Linked DNA regions of Homo sapiens: region 1 is linked to region 2. A link is an interaction called in ENCODE POLR2A ChIA-PET data of the cell type or tissue named here. Cell type or tissue: Panc1. All regions are shown on one strand.

What was found. Peaks named below come from ENCODE experiments on the same cell type or tissue, not always from the same donor. Only the 100,000 strongest peaks of a DNase experiment are listed, where the experiment ranks them.
Region 1: POLR2A ChIA-PET joins it to region 2 with 5 read pairs; 10 of 35 experiments call an interaction of 5 or more read pairs at or near these places.

The regions. Positions count from the first base shown.
Region 1 is chr1:12,607,583-12,610,082 of GRCh38, reverse strand. All of the region lies in intron 1 of DHRS3 (dehydrogenase/reductase 3), which reads left to right. Among named protein-coding and RNA genes, the nearest start is that of DHRS3, 9.4 kb to the left of the region's middle. In Panc1, no CTCF peak of the experiment used is centred here; no DNase peak of the experiment used is centred here; H3K27ac peaks cover 2,312 bases.
Region 2 is chr1:12,667,446-12,669,945 of GRCh38, reverse strand. No RefSeq gene overlaps it. Among named protein-coding and RNA genes, the nearest start is that of AADACL4, 25 kb to the right of the region's middle. In Panc1, no CTCF peak of the experiment used is centred here; no DNase peak of the experiment used is centred here.

The DNA of each region.
Region 1 (2,500 bases), 60 kb after region 2:
TAAATAAAACAGAACATTGAATTGTCATTATAAGCAATGAGGAGAAAACCAATGAGGCAAGAAGGATGGGAATGCGAGGGCCTGAGATTCTAGGTAGGGTATAAGGAAGGCCACACTGAGAAGGAGACACGAGGAAAGACCTGAAGGAGGCGAGGGCATGGTGGGAAGGGAGCAGTAGCATTCCAGGAAGAGGACAGGGCAAGGGCTCTGAGGAGAGAGTGGAGTGTCTGAGGACCAAGAGGTGGCCAGTGTGGCTGAAGCAGTGAGTGAGTGGGGAGGAAGAACTGAGGGAGACAGGTTCCCATGTAGGACAGGTAGACCTAGCTGGCCCCACGACTCAAGCATCATGCCCTCACCCAAGCCTTAGCAGGATCCCCTGGCTGCTGTGACAGGCAGGTGGTGGAGGTGTCAGGCCAGGGGTGGGGGACCTGCTAGGAGGCCGCCAGGTTTCCATGCCTCCTCCAAAAATATCACCCAGACTTGCTTCGCCACCTTCTTTGAGAGCTTCCCAGAGCTCAGGGAATGCTGTCAGCATTGCACTAGAGTTTTGGAGGATGCTGAGGGCCTCCTCTGATATCTTTTACTGTCAAGATGGAAGTGTCTGGGCTGAGGGTAATGGAGAATCTAGGCAGTCCGGGGTGCCACTGTTGGAGGGGGTGGGAGGCAGCTGGCACCCAGCCCTCAGGGCTCTGCTGGGCAGCCCTGCTCCCAGCCAGATCCTGATCTTTCTTGCTGGTAACTTAGGTGAGGAAGTGACAACCAGCTTCAGGGTGACACGGCTCTGAGGAATCGTGACTATGTTGGCTCTGTTCATTGATTCAGCAAACTAGGCCTTGGAGATGCGGCAGGGAACCTCATAAACAAGGTTCTCTCCTTGTGACACTTAGTGTTCTTGGAGTGACCACCATCCCCAGACTGAAAAATCTCCTAACACTGTGGAAGGATGAGTTGGCACCAACAAGCAGGCTTCTAATGGCAGTAGTGCTTAACCCCTCTGAATAAAATCAGATAATTGTGCTGGTGCTTAGAATGAAGGAGATGCTTTTCAGTCCTACTTTGTCAAACGACTTCTGGGGTATTGTGTCCATGTGGGCCAGCACTTTGACAGGGCCCTTGACCAACTGGAAGGTATCCAGGGAGCAGGCTGGGTGACAAGGGCTAGAAGCCATGACTTAGGTTGGGTGGCAAATCCATGGGAGTATAGTTGACTGCTTAAGAGGCAAGAGAGGGTATCAGCTGCATTCCAGTACCACAGAGGCATGGGACCTGTTCTAGATGGTTCTGGAGGCCCATGCTAGGCCCGTGGGGAGGGCTCGAAAATGCAGACCTGGGCCCTGCAAGAGGAACACCTTCCTGCCCTTTGGAACAGGTTGCTCTTTAAGCAAACATGGTGTCGAGATTTCTGCACTGGGGGAGGTTAGGTTCTGGACAACCTCCTAGGTCCCTTCTACCCTTTGATTCTGTGAGTCATTGTCATGAAGTCAGTGAGGGCAATGACACAGGCAGGGGCAGGGGCAGGGGGCAGGAGGAAAAGAGGACACCAGCATCGATCAACCAACACTTGAAAATTAAAAGAAGGCAGCCCTTCTCAGCATGACTTCAGCAGGATCCTCCAGCAGTGATGTCATTCCTTTGTCCAGGCTTTCCAGGGTGCTGGGGAGCAGGGAGGAGGCAAGAGGGTGCAGGGTGGGCACAGACTCACATCCTTCACTCAGGCTTAGATTCCTGTGGCTTCTGAACTGGATGCTGATGGCTTCCTTGCGTTCCTAGTAATATTCATGACCGTGGTACTCTACATGTCTGTGGTACCATACACGATTGGTAATATACGTGACTGTGGTAATATACAAGGGGACTTCAAAAAGGTGGTGGAAAATGGAATTAAAGGATGAAAATAAAAAATATAGGCCAGGCACAGTGGCTCACTCCTGTATTCCCAGCACTGTGGGAGGCCGAGGCGGGCAGATCACTTGACGTCAGGAGTTCGAGACCAGCCTGTCCAACGGGATGAGACCCCATCTCTACTAAAAATACAAAAATTATCTGGCATGGTGGTGCATGCCTGGGATCCCAGCTACTCGGGAGACTGAGGCAGGAGAATCACTTGAACCTGGGAGGTGGAGTTTGCAGTGAGTGGAGATCGCACCACTGCACTTCAGCCTGGGCAACAGAGCAAGACTGCGTCTTTCTCCCTCTCTCCATATATACACACACACACACATACACACACACACATATACACAAATATATATATTTTATTTCTCAACATAAACTTCATCAAGTTACAAGACACTTTTGTAAGCGATGATACCAGCCATCTAGTCCATCCCTAAATAACTGAGGGTCCTGAGAGTTCAGCCATGTCAATACAGTCTTTTTTTTTACATCATTAGCTGAAGAGAAATGGATGCCCTTTGTCTTAGTCCTTTCTCACATTGCTATAGAGAAATATTAGAGACTGAGTAATTTATAAAGGAAAGAAGTTTAATTGACTCACAGT
Region 2 (2,500 bases):
TCAAAGCAATTACAATCTCTGAGGACTATATTAGAGCAGAAAGCAATATTGGCATTTCCCTGAGGCAGGACGGTAAAAGTATACTGTTACCACTTCCAGATAAAGGCAGGTGGCTGCTGGTATTCCTTACAAGTTGGTATGGAACAAAAGGCATCTGCCAGGTCAGCTGCTTACCAAGTGCCAGGAGCTGTGTTTACTTGTTCCAGTATGATGCTACAGCTCGAAGAACAGCTGCAGTCGAAATCATTGCATGAGTAATTTTAGAATCACTCATATGCATTCTCCAAGATAGATCAGACTTCTGCAAATTTCAAACTGCTGAATTAGATCAGGGTGTGATAGGTGCTTCTTTGAAGTCTCCTAGGGTGGTATGAATCTCTGTAGTTCCCTGTGTGGTGCAGCACTGCTTCTGACTTATTATCTTGGTAGGCAGGGAAAGGTCCAGGGCCTTCCACATAGTGCTTCCTGCCATAATGACCCACATCTCTTTGATTATAGAGCCAATGCAGGATTCTGCCAGTTTCCACATATGTCTATTTCAATCATATATTGAGCCACTAGAGATATAATGAACACATGTGTCTGTGGAGAAATTGGGCCCAGTGTGAGTTGGACTTGAGGCAAGACTTCATTTGTCACCTGACTACAGAAAGCCCCCACTTTGACTGGGAAAGCCACAGAAACACTGTCCTCAAGATTGGTGTCAATTCAGAACTAGTGTCTAGTGACTTCTGTGTTCACAATTTCTTATAAGTGTTCCTGGATATAAGTTTTAGCTAGGTTCTCAGAGGTAGAAAATGTCTTATGAAAATGTGATTGTACTTAGAGGCTGATAAAGACTTTTGAGAGAAAAGAAGAAGACTGCTGATATGGTTTCTTTCTCCTGATTGGACCCTACCTAATACAAGGACATACAGTTTATGTCATAAAAATATGCTAGGAATAGCTTAGAAGAAGGTGCAAATTACTCCACCCAGGGAAGGCCAGATGGGAGTAATGGGAGTAGGGGAAGGGAGAGTTGGGGAAAGATTAGAGGACTCTACTGGGGGAACCATTGGTCACTAGCTCCAAGTCAGGCCAATGGTTACAGACTAACCTGAGTTTCTCAGGCTGAGAAGTTGGGTTGACTGTTCTTCCCAGCACCTTCTGGTAAGGCCTTCTGTGGAAGACATGCTCTAAGGTGGCCTCATGGTCCCCACTCCCCAGTGGTCATACCCATATGAAATCCCTTTGGGTGGACAAGGCTTATGAATTGCTTCTAACCAACAGCATATGGCAAAGGTGATGGCATGTATGTGATATGTGCTTGTGATTACCTTGCATTAGTTCTAGTAGCTACCTTGCTGGAGTCTGTCTCTCCCTTGCAGTCATTTGGAGAATTTCATGTGTCAAGACACTGTGGGTGACCTCTAGAAGCTGAGATTGATCTCTGACCACAGCTTGCAAGAAACTGAAGTCCTCAGTCTATAATCACAAGGAATTGAATTCTGCCAACAACCTGACGAAGCTTGAGAGTAGATCCTTCCCCAATTGAGTCTCAGATGAGACCACAGCCCCAACACCTTGATTGTAGCCCGCAAGAGGCTACCAACACAGCCCCTGACTAAGCCAACAACCCAGCTAAACTGTACTCAGGCTCCTGACCCACAGAAACTGTGAGCTAATAAATGTGTATTGTTTTAAGCCACCATGTTTGTGGTAATAACGTTACACACCAATAGATACTTAACACACCCTTCCATCAAAGCTGCTTACGTATAATCCATTAGTCACAATGTCTGCTCATGCCCCCAGGGGCCCAACCCAAATTGACTGTGTGGATGCCTGCTCTTATTGCAAAGAACCAAGACTTCTGTAGGACCCCCTCCTCCATCAGTCATAGGTGAGGTCGTTGGTACCCACTGAGGCTATGGTTGGGAAAGCCTCCAGCTTCAGCATTTGGGTGGGACTTTGGTGAGACTGACAGCACTGAGGCCCAGGGGTATTACAGGTATATCTAGCAAACATGGGCCCAAGCAAACACTAGTGTGGGTCACCTCTAACATGCAATACAAATATTCCCTTCCTTTTCTCTGTGAGCAGAGAAATTGGCATGGCTAAGCTATGGCTTGGTTCTTTATAAAAGTGAGAATAGTCTGGCATGGTGGCTCAGGCCTGTAATCCCAACACTTTGGGAGTCCAAGGTGGGTGGATCACGAGGTCAGGAGTTCAAGACCAGCCTGGTCAACATGGTGAAACCCCATCTCTACTAAAAAATATAAAAATTAGCCAGGCTTGGTGGTATACACCTGTAATCCCAGCTACTCAGGAGGCTGAGGCAGGAGAATCGCTTGAACCTGGGAAGCAGAGGTTGCAGTGAGCCGAGATTGCACCACTGCACTCCAGCCTAGGCGACAGAGTGAGACTCCATCTCAAAACAAAAAGAAAAAGTGAGAACAATATACAAGCTCATTGAAGAAAACAGGCTAGCACCTTACTGCCTTAGGAAATGCAGTTTCCA